Regions from separate parts of the Mus musculus genome. Here all the other regions are linked to region 3. The links are chromatin contacts, found by POLR2A ChIA-PET in ENCODE. All regions are on one chromosome and are shown on one strand. Each heading gives the region's core, a stretch centred on a gene start or an enhancer-like site at or near the end of the contact. The rest is flanking DNA. Distances are from core to core; before and after follow the strand shown.

The links. ChIA-PET counts read pairs that join two places held with the same protein, here RNA polymerase II (POLR2A).
Region 1: POLR2A ChIA-PET joins it to region 3 with 11 read pairs in Patski. The contact joins the promoter of Ctsf here to the promoter of Dpp3 in region 3. POLR2A ChIA-PET finds 5 or more read pairs at or near these places in 3 of 5 experiments (Patski and embryonic stem cell).
Region 2: POLR2A ChIA-PET joins it to region 3 with 13 read pairs in embryonic stem cell. The contact joins the promoter of Rbm14 here to the promoter of Dpp3 in region 3. POLR2A ChIA-PET finds 5 or more read pairs at or near these places in 3 of 5 experiments (Patski and embryonic stem cell).

What each region holds. Positions count from the first base shown.
Region 1 is chr19:4,853,738-4,856,722 of GRCm38, forward strand. Ctsf (cathepsin F) reads left to right here and starts at 1,428. Exons shown (of 14, transcript NM_019861.2): 1 at 1,428-1,749; 2 at 1,961-2,059; 3 at 2,333-2,417; 4 at 2,510-2,571; 5 at 2,775-2,850. The coding sequence starts at 1,531.
Region 2 is chr19:4,810,062-4,813,336 of GRCm38, forward strand. It overlaps Rbm14 (RNA binding motif protein 14), which reads right to left and starts at 1,573. Exons shown (of 3, transcript NM_019869.3): 1 at 1,111-1,573. The coding sequence starts at 1,447. It overlaps Gm21992 (predicted gene 21992), which reads right to left and starts at 1,538. Exons shown (of 3, transcript NR_157185.1): 1 at 1,111-1,538.
Region 3 is chr19:4,926,690-4,929,605 of GRCm38, forward strand. It overlaps Dpp3 (dipeptidylpeptidase 3), which reads right to left and starts at 1,598. Exons shown (of 18, transcript NM_133803.2): 1 at 1,531-1,598; 2 at 96-370. The coding sequence starts at 365.

The DNA of each region.
Region 1 (2,985 bases), core at 178-2,677, 73 kb before region 3:
ATCTCATTTCAGATGGTTGTGAGCCACCACGTGGTTGCTGGGAATCGAACTCAGGACCTTTGGAAGAGCAGTCCGTGCTCTTAACCCCCGAGCCATCTCTCCAGCCCCAGTAGATGCATTCTTTATGGGATACATTGTGGAGAGACCTATAGGGTACTGCTAGGCAGGAATCTGACATTGGCCAAGGACAAGGAAACAAGCCTCAATCTTTAGGTTGTAATAGGGAAGCAGGACAAGGCAGAAACTCCAATCTCGGGGTGGTACAAAAGAAGCAGGCCCTGGGCAAGATCCAGGCTTTTGGCCTGTCATGCATGTCACTACTGGAGTGGATGTAGCAGTCTACATAGGCCCTGTTTTGAAGACAAACAAACCAAGGGAACTGTCTTAAAGACTTCAAAAAACTCCTTCATATATACATACCCTGCACACTCCTCACGTACACACAAGATTTCTGTGACAAGGCTGATTTTAACCGCTTTAGATAACATACGACAGCTCCTTCAATGAGCTGAGGATAATTTTTGCCTCTCCGATACAAAACCAATGGATTTTTGTATCCAAGCAGTTTATGGACATTTCCCTTTCAATAATAAAAAACCCTCCTTTCCGGTCCCTCTCCAAGTGTGCAGAGGCTTACGAGAATGCATCTTGGTTTATGATTCAATTTGTTATTCCCTCATACATTTTTACACTTTGGAGATTTTTTTCCCACCCTCTGTTTTCAGTTGTGACGCTGTCCCTTGGCAGTCCTGGAACACAGTGCTTTTAAGTGATTTACGGTACGATCCACCCTTTGCACAGCTTTGTTGATTATATAGATGTCTTTTAAGCCTCACAACAGCCAGACTCATGTAGCCTACGCTCAAATTCTCTTAGGTATCCAAGAATGACCTTGAACTTCAGAACTTTCTGTCTCTTCCTGAGTGCCTCACCAGGCTAGGTTTATTCCGTGCTCGGGGATGGTACACAGGGCATTTGTGAGAGCTAGGCAAACACTAGCCACTGAACTACCTACATCCTCTGGTCCCACAACCCATAATATTACTGACCGTCTGGTGAATGACAATAGGTGCCTCAAAGGTGAGATCACACCGTGAAGGCAGGCTGAGGAACCAATTGTTTGGGTTCACCTCTTATCAGAGTCATCTGTAAGCTTCTTTTTCTTTATCTACGCAATGGGACTGCACTGACCTCACAGGTCTGCCATGGTTAAAAGGATCTGGCTTTTCCTGCGTAAGATAGAAAAGGGCGTAGATTCTTATTTTATTGTCAACCTAGTGTCCTCTCCCCTCACTCCACCCTCTCCACCCCCCCACCCACCCCCCCCCGCATCCCGCACCCCGTGGTCCACGTGCCTCGCGTAAATAAGCGAGCGCGCAAGCGCCAGGAATCGGTGCCCATTGGCCGCCCCGGCGTTCTCCAACGTTGTAGGGAAACTCTCTGTGGCCTCTGACAGCAGGCTCCGCCTCGGGTCTCTTGATCCGTGTGTTTGTGGGTCAGTGAATCCGGGCGAGCAGCTTCGACCTCGCTATGGCGCCCCTACTGCAGCTTCTGTGGCTGCTGACACTGCTCTCGACTGTGGCCCTGAGCCCCGTCCCCGCCAAGCCCTGGGCAGATGACGAGCAGGCCTGGAACTTGTCGTCCCAGGAGCTGCTGGCCCCCGCCCGCTTCGCGCTGGACATGTACAATTACGGCCGTGCTGCGGGGACAAGGGCCGTGCTAGGAGCGGTGCGCGGACGCGTCCGCCGGGTGAGGACGCGCGGGGAGCGGGCGCGGGGCCTGGGCCCAGGAATGGTGCAAGGTGGAGTTTGGCTTAAATTTGGGATGATGGCCAGGACAGGGGAGGGAAGGACCTGTTTAGACCTGTATCCGGTAGGGAGGCACAGATGGGCAATGGTCTCCTAAGAGGAGTAAAGGGGGAGGGGATGGCTGGGCCAGCCCCAACTTCTTCTCCATCCAGGCCGGCCAGGGCTCTCTGTTCTCCCTGGAAGCCACACTAGAGGAGCCACCTTGCAATGATCCCCTGGTGTGCCCACTGCCTGAGACGAAGAAAACAGTGGTGAGTGAAGAGGTCAGCTATTGTTGGCCCTAGCTGGCAAACAATTGGAATGGTGGGTCCTGTCGAGGCATTGGTTACTCCTGAGATACCAAGTTAGAGACCAAGATGCTCTGAAAGGGTGGGTGTTGGGGTGCTGGGTGTCTGCTGCTGGCCTCCCTCTTTCACCAAGTTATGACTGCCTTCCATGTGGCTCTCCTTTGAGGAACTTCTAGCTGCTCTTGCCAGGACCTTGTTTCAAACTGTCCCAAGACCGTCTTCTTTCTATGCCTCCAGCTCTGCAGTTTTGAAGTCCTGGAAGAGCTAAAAGAACACTTGCTGCTGAGGAGGGACTGTAGCCCAGTGAATGCCAAGGTCACAGGTGCTGGGATTGCTCAAGGAGACTGGGAGAGCCCAGACCATACTTGAGTCAGAATCCAGCCTTAATTACTTCTCTGTTCCGACCCTATCCAGAGTTTAGAAATGCGACTTTCAGCTCATTCCTTCCATTGTTGGACAAGGATCCCCTGCCCCAGGTGAAGACCCTGTGTCGAGGAGAGACAAAGGCCCCTTAATCCTCTTTCCCTTCTCTTCTCTTTCTCTGCACGCCCCTTCTCTCTCTTCCCCCTCACTTCCTCTTCCCATAGTGACTTCCCTGTCTTGGTCCTCCAGGGTAGAGCTCAGTCAGCTCACTGGGGTCTGGCTGGACTTGTAAGTGAACATCCTTCCGCCTTCCTAGGACTTCTCTGTGAAGATGGCTCCACTCTTCAAGGACTTCATGACCACCTATAACCGGACTTATGAATCAAGGGAAGGTAGGCCCCAGCCTTGTCATCTGTCTCCGTCAGGCCTGGGCCTTCTCCCGTCACGGCACCTTGATACTAAGGAGATAAAGTACACAGTGATACCTTATTTCCCCGGTGGTAAACTGAGCCAGATCAAGGCAGATA
Region 2 (3,275 bases), core at 323-2,822, 120 kb before region 3:
CAGGGCAAAGTTAACTCTCATCAGTGAAACCCACATCGGTCTGGGTGTCTCATAAAATCTTGCCAACATAAAAAAAGCAGGTATTTGAAAGATAAAGAGATAAAACCCCAACATATGAAAATCAACAGGGTCTGAAAAAGACATTTCCTCAAAGGAAATAGCAAACTAGCAAGCTGTCCTAAGAATTATTCAAGCAATAAAAAGTACTAACTAAATAAATGGTGTTAAAACCAAGTTTAATAGAAATCTCACACGCCCCTCTCAACACCCCCCCCCCCCCCAGCCAGAGTATTCCCCTTTGCAATCTCACCAAGCTAATAAACATCTGTGCCCGGAGGCACCAGCTTAGCAAGTAAAAGGCTAACGAGGGAGAGGCTTAATAGCCCCCTTTCACATGCAAAAATAACGCAGAAAACCGGGGCTTCCACTTGTTAAGTTGTAAAACCCAACACAAAGTGGAGGGTGGAGGAAAAGAATTAAAAAGCACAAAACCGCCAAGGCTAACCCATCGAATACTGAAAGGTCAAAGGGGTTCCGAAAAGGCCCCTCCCATGCCCACAAGCAGATTCATTCCAGACAATACTAAAAAAGCCCGAACCCGAGAAACCAAGGGCCCGCTACCTTCCGGGAAGCATCGGGAAGGAACGCCAGAGCGGCCTTGGGGCTTCAACCCAACCTTTTCCCTTTTCCCTCGATCTGACCAAATTCTGGAGAGGAAGTGGGGAAGTGGCGAACTCTTTTCACCGCTCCATAATCCGGTTGGTGCCCTTCCCTTTCCATTTCATTTTGGTGCCAGGCTCATGCAACCAGGAAAAGGCGCCTCCTCCCAACCCCGCACACTCGCAAATCTCTGGCGCGTCCCCAGCCCCGAGGCTTCGGCTTGCAGTGGCCACTGCACCCGCCCGGAACCGACTCCTCCCACTTGATGAATGTTGCTGGGACCGCAGGGGAGAAGGGTGGCTCTACCCAACTCGCCCCCAGCACCTTAGGCCCCGCTCCTGCACACTTCCCCATCATTCCCAACCCTGAGGACCAACCCCAGAGTGAGGGGCGTGGCTAAGAGGCAGAGAGCACCGCGCGTGTCCCCTCCCGAGCGCGCTCCCGCGTTACCTTTTACCACGTCACACTCGATGACGCGTCCACGGCGCTCGAAGAGGCTGCGCAATTCCTGACTTGTACATGCAGCCGATACATTGCCCACGAAAATCTTCCAAGTGTTCAGGGGCCTCGGGCGCGACATCTCCACCACGAGCGCGCGACCTGGACGCAGCTCGTGGCCATGCAGGGCCTCGATGGCGCGCACCGCGCCAGCGTTCTCGCGCATGTGCACGAAGGCAAACTGTTTCATGACGGCGCAGCTCATGACCGTGCCATAGGGCGCGAAGAGAGCTGCCAACTCCTCCGGTGTCGTATCCGCCCCATCGACATTGCCCACAAAAATCTTCATTTTGCCGCCGCAACCGCCTTCTCGGAGAGACAGGACCTCTCCTACAGCGACAGGCAAAACGTCCGAACGACCCGCAGTCCTCCACAGGAATGGCTGGCGACCGAGAACCCCGCCGCGCAGGCGCTCTAACCTAACCAATTGGAGGCGGCATCGCGCGCGGATAGCAGCCAATCAAACAGGTTGAGAGCAGATGTCCTTTGACGCAGCCAATCCCAGAGGGCCTGGAGCCCCTTGTTAACGGAGGGGGTGGAAAAAGCATAGAGGCGCGCGACCAACCGCCACCTTCGGGGGGAGGGGAAAGGAGGGCTGGGGACGGGGAAGCGCGCTCCGGCCGAGTCCGCAGAGGCCTAGTCAGAAGAGCTACCTCCGGCCAGGGTGTGGCGTCCCGGCGGGGCCCCAAGGAAAACTTTGTTCTTTAGGGAAGTCCGGGCTCCTCCGTTTGAGCTGCCGCAGCCAAACCCTGGGTGTTGTGATGGCAGCCTCAGCGTCTGCGGTAAGGCCGCGCCCGGAGGAGAAACCAGGACAAACCCCTTTTAGTCTGGGATTGGCCCCCGACACTATATGCTTGGAGTAGGAAGGGACTGTAACTCTTTCTTTGCAAGCACATTACTTGGGGTTGCTTGAGCTCTGGAGGATTTTGCAGACAGTGAATATTGAGCGTCTGTCTGTCTCAACCTGATGGAATTTCGAGAATTACGATGATGACCATTTATTGTATGCATGAAGTTTATCACAGTATTATGTTCCATAAAGTAGAAGATCAGTAATCCTGAGGAAGCCAAAAGTTGGATCTTAAAAATATATGAGGAGGGGGCCAGGAGTGGTGGGCACCCTTTTAATCCCAGCAACCAGGAAGCAAAATCGAAAGAAATTTGTTCGAGGCCAGCCTGGTCTACATAGTGAGATCCAGGATAGGCAAGGATATAGAGAGACCCTGTCTTTAAAAAAACAGCAAAAACTTAGAGGGGCTGCTCACTGGTAAGAGAGCTTGCTGCTTTTCCAGAAAACTTGAGTTCGATTCCCAGCACCAACATGAGGGCTTACAAACCAGCTAATTCCAGTTCCAAGAGAACTGGCCATTGCACATCTGTGGTACGCAGAGAAACAAGCAAAACACCCACACACATAAAATAACGTTAAATTTAAAAAAGGCTGGAGAGATGGCTCAGTGGTTAAGAGCACCGACTGCTCTTCCAAAGGTCCTGAGTTCAAATCCCAGCAACCACATGGTGGCTCACAACCATCCATAGTAAGATCTGTCGCCCTCTTCTGGTGCATCTGAAGACAGCTACAGTATACTTAGATATAATAATAAATAAATCTTTTAAAAAAATTTAAGCCATCCCTGTAATCCCAGCACTTGGGAGGCAGAGGCAGGCAGATTTCTGAGTTCGAGGCCAGCCTGGTCTACAGAGTGAGTTCCAGGACTGCACAGAGAAACCCTGTCTCAAAAACAAACAAACAAAACTAAAAAAATTTCAAAAGAACAGAACAAAGCAGCCCACTGCTGTACTCACAGCTTTAAGGGTCAGAAGTTGAAAGTCATCCCAAATTGCCTGGGATATGTGAGACCCTATGTCAAATAAACAAATAACCTTGGGGAGAGGTCTCTTGAGTCTTGGCGGCTTTCTTTTAATGTTTTGTGTGTATGAATGTTTGCCTGTATGTATTCATATACCACGTGCATGCAGTGCCTGCGGAAGCCAGAAGAGGGCGTCAGATCCTGATGTTAGTGAGCTGTCATATGGATGCTGCTGGGAGCTGTTTCTGTTCTTTTTTTTTTTTTTTTTTTTCCTTCGAGACAGGGTTTCTCTGTGTAGCCCAGGCT
Region 3 (2,916 bases), core at 348-2,847:
ACCTAGTTGGAGAGAGAGCCCTATGCCCCTTGTTCCTGGTCCTTCGCACATCTCCAGAAGCCCCTCAGAAGCCAGGCGAGCCTGTGAGAACTGACCTGGTACTCTTCTTCAGTAAGACCCTCAGCCAGGGCATGTTGGCGCAGCTGGTCAGGGTCCTGGGCACGGAAGAGGCGGCTAAGCAGGGCATAGATGTAGGGGGCTTCAGGGGATGTCTGGAGCAGCACTGCCAGGCCCCCATACCAAGCAGCTCTAGACAGGTGATGGGCATAGAGGCGCTCTGTGGGTGACAGCAGGCGGAATGCCTCCCTGCAGTCCAGGCTAGACACACCAATGTCATTGGGCAGGATGTACTGGGTATCTGCCATGAGCCCTGCAAGAACACATCACAGTCATCTCAGAGAGCGCAGCATCTTCGCGGCTGCTCTGAAAGCTCATGAGCTAACTAACTTCTTCCATCCAGAAGTCCAGGAGGGAGTAATCCAGTCGCATCCATTCACCTGAAATGCTGGGATTCAAAGACTCAAATACTTGCGGGCCAGCTTTGGCCTGTGGCCTCTCAGACTTAAAATCTGAATCCAATCACTTCATATTACAGATGAGGACACTAAGGCCCAGGATGCCAAGTGTACGAAGGAAGAACCGGCAGAACACAGCCTCATTACTAGACTCCCAGCCCCAGCCACTCCCTGCCTCATCTCCACCTTCTCAGATGTCCTAGTCTCTGTTCAGAATTTCCCAACACCTCTAGCTCATCACAACTGCTGACAAAGGCTTCATGCTGGATATCCACCCCACCGTCCCAACCCCGCTCCACCAAAAGGTCTAAAACCCAGGGCAGCCGCTTCACCTCCCTGCACTGCTCTTTGCTCCTCTGCAACACTGACTGTGAGTATGACACCAAGCTCAACAGCTGGGTATGAAATCCAGGACAGGGATGTGACCCAGTTGGTAGAGTTTGTCTAACCAACAACCAGGCCCAGGGTCAGATTCCAAGGTCAGTCTGGGGTACATAAAACCTTGTCAAAAAATAAATCAAAAACAGCAATGATATTTTGTCCCAGCTTTTCCCTCCTAGCATCTGCCCCAGTCTCATGTCTTTCTTCAGCCCTTCACTATCCTGTTTTCTTCTGTTGCTCTGTTGGGAAGCCATATAAGGGCACAACCCATTTTCCAGATAGGAACCATATGACATTTGGAAAGCAAGCAACTTATCCAAAGCTTTTCAGCTCAGTTGGGACCCAAGGAATTCCGAACCCACCACATTCTCCACGCTCCGCCCCTGGCTAAGGACACGTTTCCACCCTCTGTACTCCTTATTTGCGCGGCTCCGCCCCATCTACCCCTTCGCTCGGAAAGAGGTGTTAACTCTTTACTGCCTGGAAATTCTCCTTGCCCAAAAGCTGGGAGAGATTTGGAAGAGGCACTGAAGGGTGGACAGAAAGGGGATGATCTTGCATGCACAGCCAGGCCTCGCTCTGATCTCCTGAAGATGACACACCGTGACCCCAAAACCAAGGCGCTGTACCTCACCTGCTGCAGCTGCTCCGTTCGCAAACTCACTTCCTGCTTCCGGCTCCCCGCCCCATTCATTGGGACACAAGCCCCGCCCCTACCGACCCGTAGTCGCCCCAGGGATCAGACGGACAGCAGCTACAGCCAGTAGAAGAACCGAAGACAGTTCCTCCCCTCATCTTCTCCCCGCCCCCAAGCGCTACGGGTGGTGCCTGCCTTGCAAGGACCGCGAGGCCTTGGCCTTTTGTCTGCTGGCCCTCACTGCACAGAGGCGTGGCGTAGGGCGATGTTTGGTGAAAAAGTTTGAGTTTCTCAGTACCCCGCGTGGCTGCTGTCGGGTACCGACAGAGGGGACTGACAAGGTCCCCAAACGTGAGAGTTCCTATACATCGGGAGCCTCCACACATGTAGCTGGGAGCCTGCTCTCTTTGGGGTTTCACCTCCAGTGTCCCTACCCTGGATTTGGCAGTTAGGAACCTCCACTTAGAGAAGACTATAATAATGTGGACCCCCTCCTCCCTGGATTTAGGATTTGGAGATGCTATTTGGAGACTACGAAGCTCTTACAAAGAGTGTATGTAGGCTGTGCGAATAGTAGTCCCATCCACCAGTAGTCCCAGGGGTGCAGAAAAATGCTACAGGTGCTCCACTGGGTCGCCATGGAAGCCATCCTTAAAACATTGGGAACCCCAGTTTCCTCAACGCACTTGAAGTCGAGGCCAGCTAGTAGCTGGCACTTTCTTAGTGTGACCACTTGCCAGCTAGAATAGAAAAGCGGTCTCCAGTGACATTGACTGGAGGGCAGCCCAGGATGCAGACAAGCATGTTGTTTACTCTTGGTAGTCAGGGAGGAGTCTTTCTGGGTGACCCATGGCTCTTGCAAGTACTTGCTGACCAGATGTGGTAAGCACTGCAAAGAGCTGGGGCCTGACTTAGGCTGTCTAGGGTTCAATCAGATGTCTGTCTCCTACCAGCTGTGTGACTTTAGATAGCTCACTTCTCTTACTCTGGAACACTGTCAGCTTTACTTCAGGACTAAGTCTACCCAAGGGATGGGCAGCCATCAAGAGGTAGTGCTGTCCCCTAGAGTTGTGTAGGAGGTAGTGTTTCGGGACTGAAATCCAACACACCTTCCTTACCTTGCCTATTTAGAGGGGCCAGAGCAACCATGTGCTTAAGGCCAGCCTTGTCACCACAGCGCTAGTAGCTCTTGGTTCTGATTGGTGAGTGTCATTATAAGGGGGAATTCTGTAAAAATGTGTCCCGAGGAAAGTCCTCTTCTTTCCTTTTGCCTGTTCTCATTGTTTCTAGACGAGGTATAAAGTTGTCTGACTGAGACCCAGTTGAAATGTAAGTGTAACCAGATAGGAAAATAAGGGCTATCCATAGCCACCAAGGGCAAAT